Linked DNA regions of Homo sapiens: all the other regions are linked to region 2. A link is an interaction called in ENCODE POLR2A ChIA-PET data of the cell type or tissue named here. Cell type or tissue: OCI-LY7. All regions are shown on one strand.

What was found. ChIA-PET counts read pairs that join two places held together with the same protein. Peaks named below come from ENCODE experiments on the same cell type or tissue, not always from the same donor. Only the 100,000 strongest peaks of a DNase experiment are listed, where the experiment ranks them.
Region 1: POLR2A ChIA-PET joins it to region 2 with 5 read pairs; 34 of 35 experiments call an interaction of 5 or more read pairs at or near these places.
Region 3: POLR2A ChIA-PET joins it to region 2 with 9 read pairs; 34 of 35 experiments call an interaction of 5 or more read pairs at or near these places.

Annotation. Positions count from the first base shown.
Region 1 is chr6:27,150,567-27,154,566 of GRCh38, forward strand. No RefSeq gene overlaps it. Among named protein-coding and RNA genes, the nearest start is that of MIR3143, 4.9 kb to the left of the region's middle. In OCI-LY7, no CTCF peak of the experiment used is centred here; no DNase peak of the experiment used is centred here; H3K4me3 peaks cover 4 bases; H3K27ac peaks cover 391 bases.
Region 2 is chr6:27,813,162-27,817,161 of GRCh38, forward strand. H2AC14 (H2A clustered histone 14) reads right to left here and starts at 1,616. Exons shown (of 1, transcript NM_021066.3): 1 at 1,141-1,616. The coding sequence starts at 1,579. The coding sequence ends at 1,193. H2BC14 (H2B clustered histone 14) reads left to right here and starts at 1,861. Exons shown (of 1, transcript NM_003521.3): 1 at 1,861-2,328. The coding sequence starts at 1,883. The coding sequence ends at 2,263. RefSeq lists enhancers at 1,250-1,399, 2,090-2,209, 2,320-2,379, 2,470-2,519. In OCI-LY7, no CTCF peak of the experiment used is centred here; DNase peaks (open chromatin) are centred at 60, 780, 1,760, 2,600 and 2 weaker places; H3K4me3 peaks cover 3,780 bases; H3K27ac peaks cover 4,000 bases.
Region 3 is chr6:27,137,242-27,141,241 of GRCh38, forward strand. It overlaps H4C9 (H4 clustered histone 9), which reads left to right and starts at 2,041. Exons shown (of 1, transcript NM_003495.3): 1 at 2,041-2,437. The coding sequence starts at 2,068. The coding sequence ends at 2,379. It also overlaps a transcript of H2BC12 not described here. RefSeq lists enhancers at 1,855-2,234, 1,997-2,589, 2,590-3,181. In OCI-LY7, no CTCF peak of the experiment used is centred here; DNase peaks (open chromatin) are centred at 220, 1,960, 2,780, 3,930 and 2 weaker places; H3K4me3 peaks cover 3,604 bases; H3K27ac peaks cover 4,000 bases.

The sequences.
Region 1 (4,000 bases), 660 kb before region 2:
CCACTTATGGGCTACATATGCAATATGAATGTGCTTATTTATTTCTCACAACCTTTTGAGGTGGGTATTGTTTGGACTCTAATTTGGAAAAGAAAGTGTGGTGTTACTTATCCAATCAGATTCTCAATTAGTAGGAGAAAAAGCTATCAGAATATTATCTACTCAACATGGAACACACACATAACTGCCTTCTCTTAACTATCTGGTCTCATGTGCTTTAGTCTAAGGTATATAGAAACTTGGGTAAGAATTGTTAAAGGGAGATGTTGAAAGGTTCTACCAGAAGAGTATCATGATCATATCTGAATTAATAGATACCAAATGAGAAAGAATAAAACTAGACTTAATTATTCAAACAGTGTTTACAATAGTTTAAAGTGAATAGCTAAAGATTCCTGAAAATGGGAATCACACTTAAAATATATACTTTAAAAAAATATATTTTTAAAACACACACAATTTTTAAAATGCATACATACATGCTTTTCCTCAGTTCCGCCCTTCCCCCTCATCTTCATACCTATTACAGATGGAGTCGTTGTCATGCATTCCTTGTAAGGAATAATTCTGAGAAAATCAAAATAGTAAAGTCACATCTAAAAATATGTGAAGGTTTATACCCCAGAGGAGCTGCATGATTTAAATAATTAACAATGACAAAATATGGGAAATATATGTGATTATGGATAATGAAGGGTGCTTAACTAAAGACGGAATAATATAATTTTATATCAGGCTAACTATTGACATGGCTTCACTTACCTGGGAAGCTAGATTCTATGTGTAATAGTAAACACCTGGGAGGAATAGTGATTGTTTACAAGGCTGACTGGTATCTGGACTCAGAACTGGCCATCAGTAAATCAACTTGAGATCCCAAATATGCCTTGGAATCACACAAAGGAAAACACCAAAAAAAAAAAAAAAAAAAAAAAAAGGAGGTAAAATTGCTGGTGTACGTTGATATTGCTTGACTTATTAAAAGCTAACTTTATTCACAGCAGAATTGCTAACTTTTTTCTATTCACAGCAAAATTGCCATTTTTGAAGAAACCAGTGCATTTTCTAATTTACTTGAAGCTGTAAGATTTAATAAAATTAACGGACTGGAATTAGAAAGTGTATTCAGGGATTGGTCTGTCTGATTCTATCTGGTACTCCTGTAGCTTTGCACTTGCGATTTCCCAAGCCCAGAGTGTTTGTCCTACCAGCCTCTCCTTGGGTAACTCCTATTCATTCTTCAATTTTCATAATATGGCACCTCCTCAATGAGGTATTCTCTTATTCTTAGTTCTCGTTATGCCTTCTGGGTTTACCAGATCAAGTTCTTTTTTTATTTTTTTGAGACGGAGTCTTGCTCGGTAGTCCAGGCTGGAGTGCAGTGGCGCGATCTTCGCTCACTGCAACCTCCGCCTCCTGGGTTCAAGTGATTCTCCTACCTCAGCCTCCCAAGTAGCTGGGATTACAGGCGCGTGCCACCGCTCCCTGCTAGGTTTTTTGTATTTTTTCTACAGATGGGGTTTCACTGTGTTAGCCAGGACAGTCTCAATCTCCTGACCTCGTGATCTGCCGGCCTCAGCCTCCCAAAGTGCTGGGATTAGAGGCGTGATCTTCCGCGCCCAGCCCAGATCAGGTTCTTAAACTCCACATCATCACCGCTTCTCAGCCTTTTGGCTAAGACCAAGTGTTTTCAGCCTTTTGGCTAAGATCATCTGTTCTTATGGGTTTAAACTCCATGTCAATGACTATATTTTGAAAGTAAATATCTTATTTGTATTTTCATTTAATATCTGTAAACACAGCAGCATATAAGCTAAAAGAGGTCAATATGTCAGCCAGTGTCCCATCAGGAGAGATTAGTCCTTCAAATTGGGTACTTTGGGCCTGATGCAGTGACTCATGCCTGTAACCCCAACATTTTGGGAGGCCGAGGCGGGCAGATCACTTGAGGTCCAGAGTTCGAGGCCAGCCTGGCCAACATGGTGAAACCCCGTCTCTACTAAAAATACAAAAAAATTAGCCAGGCGTGGTGGTGGGCACCTGTAATCCCAGCTACTCAGGAGACTGAGGCAGGACCTTGAACCCAGGAGGCGGAGGTTGCAGTGAGCTGAGATTGCACCACTGCACTCCAGCCTGGGTGACAGAGCAAGACTCCGTCTCAAAAAACAAACAAACAACAACAACAACAACAACAACCAATTGGGTGCTTGAAGATTGAAAAAGAAGTGAGCAAGGTGTTAGGAAGCCACAAGAGATAGTGCAGTATTTTGAAGCTAATACCATATATAAGTAATTACCACACCTAGGCCCAAAGGGGCAATGAGAGGAAAGGAAATCTGGAAACAGAAAGAACTCCTTCCTCTCTCTGACATATTTTCACTTTTCATCAGCCAAATTTGACCAGCAGCCAAAGGACAAGGATCAAATTCATGTATAGATCAGCCTCCTAGGGACACAGGATGAAAGAAGGGGACAGTGGGCCGGGCACGGTGGCTCACGCCTGTAATCCCAGCACTTTGGGAGGCCGAGGTGGGCATATCACAAGGTCAGGATATCAAGACCATCCTGGCCAACATGGTGAAACCCCGTCTCTACTAAAAATACAAAAATTAGCTGGGCATGGTGGTGGCCGCCTGTAATCCCAGCTACTTGGGAGGCTGAGGCAGAAGAATCGCTTGAACCTAGGAGGCAGAGGTTGTAGTGAGCCAAGATTGCACCACTGCACTCCAGCCTGGGTGACAGAGCGAGACTCTGTCTCAGAGAAAAAAAAAAAAAAAAAAAAGAAGAGGACAGTGAATCTAGGCTGGCAAAAGTAAATATCTAGCACAGTCCATCCCTTTTGCCCTTTGGCATGTACTATCCTTTTCTCAAGTGAAAAGTCTGCATTGCATTCCAACATGGAATTTGTGAAATCACAGCCAGCTCATGGGGGTGATGCCAGTTTGTTCATAATCCTACTTTAAAACTAAAATGTTAGTCTTCACCTTCCTAGAATGTACTGGGGTAAAAAGTGAGAAGTACTTAGTTAACATAATACAAAGCTGTTATGAACCTTGCTTCTGTAGCTGATCATAAGGCTTAGGTTAGTAATCACAGCTTCCTTCTAAAATTCATTTCTTAGGCCAGGTGTGGTGGCTCATGCCTGTAATCCCAGCACTTTGGGAGGCTAAGGGGAGCAGCTCACTTGAGCCCAGGAGTTTAACATGAGACTGGGCAAAATGGCGAGATTCTGACTCTACACAAAATACAAAAAATTAGCCAGGCATAGTGGTGTATGCCTGTACTCCCAACTATTGGGGAGGCTGAGGTAGGAGAATCACCTGAGCCCGGGAGGTTGAGACTGCAGTGAGCCATGATCATGCCACTACACCCCAGCCTGGGCACCAGCCTGGGCAATGAAATGAGACCCTATCTCAAAAATAAATGAATAAATAAAAATAAAATTCATTTCTTGTTATCCTGACTTCTGTCAGCATGTTGGCTGAATTCTTTACATGGTAGTATAAAATATGCCTTTATTCCTGTGGGATCTGTGTCCTTGTGATCTTTTCTTTATCTCATTGTCACAATTTTTAATTGACCATGGCTTGTGGGCAAAAAACATTTAGAGACTTCTCTGGATTAGTAATGTTTGTTTGTTTGTTTGTTTTTTGTTTTCTTTAACCTCCACTGTACAGCAGACACCAAACTACCTCCTAGAAACTGGAAGCAATCACTCCAAGTAGAGGGACACTTTTCCCTGCATATTGGTTCAGTGGCATGAAAAGACTAAAATGGCCAGAAGCAGTTTTCAGGTTTCAATTGATTTGAAAGGTGACAATGCTCTCTAGTGGAAATATTTATCCACTGGGCACAAAGACACCCATTCCCTCAGAGCTCGATCAAGGTCACAGGGATAGGATACAAAATTGTCTGAATGGATCACTGAGGAATAATGAGAAGTGCCACTCACACCTCTACTTCTTGAGTCCCAGACATGTGCATTCTAGATATGGAGAGA
Region 2 (4,000 bases):
AAAAAAAAAAAAAGATAACATGAGGAACTGACCTCACTATTCTCAAAATAGCCTTTGGCTTTTCTCAGAAGAGATATTTTTTTCTGAGTGTAGGTATTCACCCACTAGTGCTCTTGGAATCAATAAGTATTCAGAACCAACCTTACCATCGAACATCACCAGCTTGGACTACTATGCTTGGCCATCTACTTATCCAGCAGTTACTAAGTATTTAACTCACTTACTAATTGTAAGTGTTTACAGGATACATTTGTAACATAACACCCAGGTACAAAAAGGTTAATTACATACAGAATTAAACAGAAAAATATCAGAACACATACAATGAAGTTAACTATTATTAACATGTGATTTCAGCAGTACACTAACATAAATACATGTAATTATTGGGTCACTGCCGAACATGTATATGTTTGAAAGACCCTTAATTAGAAAACTTCTAAGGCCAATTTTTTTTTATTCCAAACTCTTGTAAGTGCAAAAATTAAAAATAGAAAACAAAACATGACCAATGTATACATTGGTAAACATAAAACTGTCTGGTTTTGTTTAAATATACCCATTGAGCAGCTCCTTTCCTAGAGGCCAGGAAATAGGGCTGAGGACTCTACCCTCAGTTTTCAATCTAGAGACTGTGAAACTGTAGAGAAACACACTGTCTAGTAGCAATCCATATACTTTTTCTAGTAAGCATATTAAAAACCGAATACTATACTATATTCCTTACAGCCCAGTGAGTTTCCCAGAATCATAAATAAAACCCACCAGTACCTACTATGTAACTCCCAGTAAGAGGCTTTGACTTTTGTCAAAGTTGTGTCCCAGTAAAATGCCTTCAAGATACCACAAACTGGCCTGGCGCAGTGGCTCACGCCTGTAATCCCAGCACTTTGGGAGGCCTAGGCGGGTGGATTACCTGAGGTCGAGTCAGAGACCAGCCTGGCCACCAAGGTAAAACCCCTGAAAACACGTGTTAGCAAACGTACCTTGTTAGTATCTACATTAAGAAAAAAAAAAAAAAAAAAAACCTTGAAATTCAGGCAATGTAAACAGGTTAAAGATTAACACCGAAACATCATGAGTGTACTGTGTAGTGGTGAAGCAGCTGAAAACGGACTCGTGTCATCTTTTTATGATTGTTGAAGTGGCTCTGAAAAGAGCCTTTGTTTTTATGCGCTTTTCAACTCGGTCTTTACTTAGTCTTGTGGTGGCTCTCAGTTTTCTTTGGCAGCAGCACGGCCTGGATGTTGGGCAGGACGCCACCCTGTGCGATGGTGACTTTGCCCAGAAGCTTGTTGAGCTCCTCATCGTTGCGGATGGCCAGCTGGAGGTGACGCGGGATGATGCGAGTCTTCTTGTTGTCGCGGGCCGCGTTGCCAGCCAGCTCCAGGATCTCGGCGGTCAGGTACTCCAGCACCGCCGCCAGGTACACCGGCGCTCCAGCACCGACCCGCTCCGCATAGTTGCCTTTGCGGAGCAGGCGATGCACTCGGCCTACGGGAAACTGAAGCCCGGCCCGAGAAGAGCGGGTCTTGGCCTTGGCGCGAGCTTTGCCTCCCTGCTTACCACGCCCAGACATGGCAAAAGGTCTATTACCTTTACGGTCAAGAAAGACTGAAATGAAATTGGAAAAACGTACATTTTATAGCCTCTACTGGGCGCGAAAAGGAAGCTGTGCGATTGGCTTACGTTTTATTTTTATTTAGACCAATAGGACTCGAGTATGCAGGATACCTATTTTGATTGGGCAAAACTGGCATCTGACGTCATCCACGGATAATCACCAATCAGCACTGACCTATTCTACTCCTAATTTGCATAATAACATTTAAATAAAGAGGACGAAACAGCCCTAAGGTTGTCTTTTATTTTGTTTTCCACCATGCCTGAACCAGTCAAATCTGCTCCAGTCCCTAAAAAAGGCTCCAAGAAGGCCATTAACAAGGCTCAGAAGAAGGATGGAAAGAAGCGCAAACGCAGCCGCAAGGAGAGCTACTCTGTGTATGTGTACAAGGTGCTGAAGCAGGTCCACCCCGACACCGGCATCTCTTCCAAGGCTATGGGAATCATGAACTCCTTCGTCAACGACATCTTTGAGCGTATCGCCGGAGAAGCGTCACGCCTGGCGCATTACAACAAGCGCTCGACCATCACTTCGAGGGAGATCCAGACGGCCGTGCGCCTACTGCTACCCGGGGAATTGGCCAAGCACGCCGTGTCCGAGGGCACCAAGGCCGTCACCAAGTATACCAGCTCCAAGTGAGCCTCTCGCTGCAGTAACAGTTCCGCCGTGACCCACACCCCAAAGGCTCTTTTCAGAGCCGTCCACGTTTCTCAAGAAAGAGCCAGTTCACTGTTAAGTTTGTCTCCCATTAGGTACCCTTTGGGACTCGCTTCGTACATATAAATGTACTTGTATATGTGGGTTTTTTTTTGTTTTTTGTTGTTGTTTTTGAGGTGTAGTCTCACTTTGTTGCCCACCCTGGAGTGCAATGGCACGATCTCGGTTCACTGCAATCTCCACCTTCCGGGTTCAAGCGATTCTTCTGCCTCAGCCTCTCGAGTAGGTGGGACCACAGGCATGTGGCACCAGGCCCTGCTACTTTTTGTATTTTTAGTAGATACGGGGTTTCACCACGTTGGCCAGACTGGTATCGAACTCCTGACCTTAGGTGGTCCACTTGCCTCGGCCTCCCAGTGTTGGGATCACAGGTGTGAGCCACTGCGCCCGGCCCAAAATATTTTAAAGAGGATTATTAGCAACTATGAGTGACCGTGGCTTAGGGAAGACACAATCCCCCGAGACCATGAGAAAGTGGTTCTGAGGCAGTCAGAATGCAACTGTTTTGTACATTTTAGGGAAGCAGAAGTTATAGGTAAAGTCATAAATAAATATGTGGAGGGTTAGTCCAGGCGTGGTGGCTCACGCCTGTAATCCCAGCACTCTGGGAGTCAGAGGCGGGCGGATCACTTGAGATCAGGAGTTTGAGACTAGCCTGGCCAACGTGGTGAAACCCCGTCTGTACTAAAAATACAAAAAATTAAACGGGTGCAGTGGCACGTGCCTGTAACACCAGCTTCTCGGGAGGCTGAGGCAGGAGAATCGCTTGAACCCGGGAGGCAGAGGTTGCAGTGAACCGAGTCGTGATCGCGCCACTGCACTAACCTGGGCAACAGAGCAAGACTCTGTCTCAAAAAAAATCAGGTAAATCAAAGAAAATGAACTGGAAAAAATAATTGCTCTTAATATCACTGTGAATACCTAGTGAGTGTTCTGTAGATGTGTTACAGTTAAATTGCCAGAAATATTCTAGTTATGTTTAAATCAATTTTTAAAATTGTGAGAAAACTCAGATACCTGGAAGGATTCAAAAGGCATCTGCACTGAGATTGCTTTTCCAGAGCCTTTGAATCCTCACACTTCTTTAAAGAAACCCAACCTGAAAAATACTTTCTAACATATGTGTGATTTATGCTAGGAATTTCCAATTTAGGATTCCATTCAATAAATTATCAAAACGTTAGCAAAGACATATACATGTTAATAGATTAAGTAAGAATAATACATTCAAAGAGTGAAGCATATTTAAATAATTCCCAACTTTAACTTTAACTTTTGGTTGTCTATTGAAACTGTAGAATCCAAAGGAAAACTTCCCCTTTGTCCTCTGAAGGTTTGGTGAAAAGTCAACTCACAAAAGGCAGATTAATAGGAGAAAAGGCATACAAATTTATTAATGTGCATGGGGGAGAATCAGTGATTACTCCCTCCCCCTCCCCCCCACGCCCCATGCAATAGAATACAGATGATTACATACCCTTCTTCTCAGGGAAAAGGGAGTTGGGGAAGTGTGGATGATTTTACAGGGGTATTAAGTGATTTTTAGGGGAATTCAATAGGCTTGAATAACATAACAGCCTAGGACAAAGTCTGTTTGGCCCACAGACCAGACAATGATTTGTGGCAAAGGTTTGTCTCCGTGTGTTGACAGACTTCAGT
Region 3 (4,000 bases), 680 kb before region 2:
GTAGAGAAATATACTTGTTAACTAATGTTGGGGAAATACAATTTTAAAATCTTCTCCCAAAGAAGACAAAGGAAATAATTTTATTATTGAATAAGCATTAAACCAGGGAGAGTTGCTTATCACAGGAAACCTTATGAAGAGGTTGCAAAAGCAGAAAGAAATCTTGCTTATTATGTATGGCTACATTGGATAGGTTTTGCAATTCGAAGTCAGGTGACAGCTAAAGTTCAGCCCATTTTCTCGCTGGAAACTGGGAGACAGACCACTATCTTTTTTAATGATTAACATTTCAAAGGGATGGCTCTCCAGGCATTGAGAAAATATTCTGAGTTATAAGGCCTATTTAGCCATTAAAAGGATTTACATACATTTTAAAAGGACAGAGAAAGACATTTTGAAAGTGATGGGAAAGGAAAGGGAAGTCTTTTGTTTTCAACAGATAATTAAGCCTCTCATTTTTAATTTGTATTTACCCTTAGATTAACGTATTCAATTAACCTATGCTACCTTACCCTCTTTACAACATATACTGAATTCAGCTACAGCAAGTTACAGCCAGTCATATCAATTTTTTTTTGTTTTCCAAAGGTGTATGGCAAGTTTTCTTTTATTGCAACATAAATGCAAAAATTTCTAAAGTATTTTAATGAAAAGTTTATCTTCATTTACTTTATGACATTTAAGTGGAATACTTTGAAAATACTTCAAGCACTGCTGTAAGGTACTCATTAAAATAAAGAGTAGCAAGAAAATCACCAAATGGGCCGGGTGCGGTGGCTCATATATTCAGTATATGATAATAAGTTCCTCAAATCAGTGGGGGAAATAGTTAATGTATTGTGCTGACTAACCAACTGATTAACTTTTTGAAAAGTTATTTCTATATACAAGAAATCAAGTCCTTATTAGTAAAGTTAGATTACTTTAAATGGTTCTACCCAGCATTAGTTAAGGTTGTAGGCATATCAGGAACTGCTACTGGTGCAGGGGCCAAGAGAAAACCTCCCTTTTGGCCTCTGAAAGTTCACTGAAAATCAACTGACAAGATTAATAAGAGAAAAGGCATACAAATTTATTAAGGTACAGGGCTGAGGACCACAGAATATTACCCCAACCCCCCAGTGGGGTACAGAAGCTTATATACTCTTTCTCAGAGGCAAAAGAGGAGATGGGTAATGTAGACAATTCTTTGAGGAACAGTAAATGATTATTAGAGAGAAGGAATGGACCAAGGAGACAGAAATTAACTTGTAAATGATTCTCTTTGGAATCTGAATGAGATCAAGAGGCCAGCTTTAGCTTGTGGAAAAGTCCATCTAGGTATGGTTGCATTCTCGTCTTCTTTTCTGCAGTAGATAATGAGGTAACCGAAGGCAATTGTGCTTCTTTTGATAAGAAGCTTTCTTGGTCATATCAGGAAATTCCAGAGAAAGTCCCTCCCTGTATTTGGGGAAGAGAAACAGGACAAAGTTAGAGGGACCTTGATTCTTAGACTTGTTTCTGAGAACCCTCAATTTTCAAAAACACCCACCATTACCAAGCTCGATATTTGGGGGGATAATTCTCCACCCCAAACACTAGAAATGAAAATAAGTAGAAAAGAACTTAGCAATATACCTGAACGATCTTTAAATTCTATGAGTCTATCTTGTTCTATTGCTAGGAATTTAGCATATGGAGTATATTTCCATTGTATATTAAGGAGAAAAATGCCACAAAATAGCATAGTTCCATACAAATAATGTTAAAGGAAAACATGCATATATGCAGAGATAACATTCTTTTTGCTTTATGTATCTTCTATAATGTTAACATTTTTGTTATGAGGCAGGAATCATGTTAAATGAAAAAAGGAAAAACAGCCTAGGTCTTGAGGATTAAAAAGGACTGAAGGAGAACAAGAGGGAGTAGAGCACAGCAGGCCTGTTTCCCTTTTAGGTCCCCTCCCCCAATGCAGAGGGACTTCCCGCCAAAGCTCTTCCGGTTTTCAGTCTGGTCCGCAGAGGTTACCCATAAAAGAAAGCTGCCATCACAGGCAGCAGACCTTTGTTCTCTGACCACTTGATAATGTCAGGACGCGGCAAAGGAGGTAAGGGCCTGGGGAAAGGGGGTGCCAAGCGCCACCGCAAGGTGCTGCGCGACAACATCCAGGGTATCACCAAGCCAGCCATTCGGCGCCTTGCTCGCCGCGGCGGCGTGAAGCGCATTTCTGGCCTCATCTATGAGGAGACCCGCGGAGTGTTGAAGGTGTTCCTGGAGAACGTGATCCGGGACGCCGTGACCTACACGGAGCACGCCAAGCGCAAGACGGTCACCGCCATGGACGTGGTCTACGCGCTCAAGCGCCAGGGCCGCACCCTCTATGGCTTCGGCGGCTAAATGGCATTTTGAAGCCCAGTCATTCTCTAAAAAGGCCCTTTTTAGGGCCCCTAAGCTTTCAACAAAAGAGTTGAAATGACTGCAAACTGAGTCTCTTAATAGGGCCATTGTCAGTGAGTTCTGTCATCCTATTTTACAAGATTAACTCGACGCCGAAAATGGGCTGATGACTACAGGTGACCTTGGGCCGAGATTTTTCCAAGGCCAGAAGAGCCTCTGCTGGCCAGTAACTTCTGGCGGCTGCCTGGAAATTGCCTGCAGCCGGTTTACCGCTCGGATTAGTTTAGAAAGCCAAGGGGTCTGCGGTCCAAATAGGGGCGGGCTAGATAATTAACTTCCCTCTGGACCTTCAAATACGTCTCAGGAGATAATGAGTTTGATGGGCTCCACTAAATGCTAGAACCTCCAGGAAAACTTCGTGGTGGCTGGTTTAAGAGGACTTGGCGGGCACAGAGCTCTGCATGGGGGGGAGGGGGACAGACCATGCTTTTACTACTGTAGAACAGTAGGGCAGTCTTAAGAGTCTTAGTAATAATATTCCTTTATATGTTTGCCTTTTAAATACTGGAATATATCAAGTATACAAAATGCGCTGGTGACCACACCACTTATTCAAGTGCATCTAAAATCCTTATGTCCCTTTCTCAGTAGCACAGCCCTCCCTTTTTCCTATCTAGAATTAACTAATATTCTAGGATAAACTGATATTCTAAATTTGTTTACTGTTCCCACGCGTTTTAACTTTAGATGCACATACCCCTAATCTATTTTAATCGTCATGAATTTTTACATTTGCTCTTGAAATATATCCGTGTTGAAATGTGCAGTTCTAGGTTATTTTTACCATTAATCTAGTTTTCTAATGTGTCAGTAAATACTTTATTCATTTCTCTGTTGATTTTTTTTCCTCATTACAAAACAGCACTGTATACAGCTGTGCATTTTCTGGTTACATGGAAGTGGAATTATTTGGTAAATGTGCATATTCAACATGAATAAAAATGAACAATTTGCTTTCCAGGGTAGTATTTTAAATTTATACTCCCATATTCCACCAGCAGTGCTTGAGAGTTATTGTTTATCAGCATTTCCTAATGTGAAATCGGAGTTTTTCTAAATGAGATTTTTGGCTATTTGGAGATTTTCCCGCTTTCCTCGGAATGGTCTATTCAGATTCTCTACAGTTTTTATTTTATGAGATTTGATTTGTAAATATTCTTTATATATTTGAGTTTTAACTTTTTGTCAGTATGTGACAAATATATTCTGTCACCTTGTGGGTTTGTTTTTAACTGTTCGTGATATCTTTGGATGTGCAAAATTTTAATAATGTTGGATTTATATTTTTTATAGTTTTTGAATGCTGCCTTTTCATAAAGGAGTTATCTGACTTCCACTTTCCCCAGGAGCTACAGGCATCAATCTGGGGGAAAAAAAAAAAACAAAAAACATTTAGGCGGCTTATGTCCTGATTTGGCTTGAATTGGATAGTAAGGCTTTTCTGAAATCGCTGTAAGAGTAGCATCAAGAGCGAGCTAAGGGAAGACCTGATAAAAGATTGATCTTACTTTCTAAATAAGCAATGATTAACAATACCTAAAATTTTCAAAGTATTACAAAA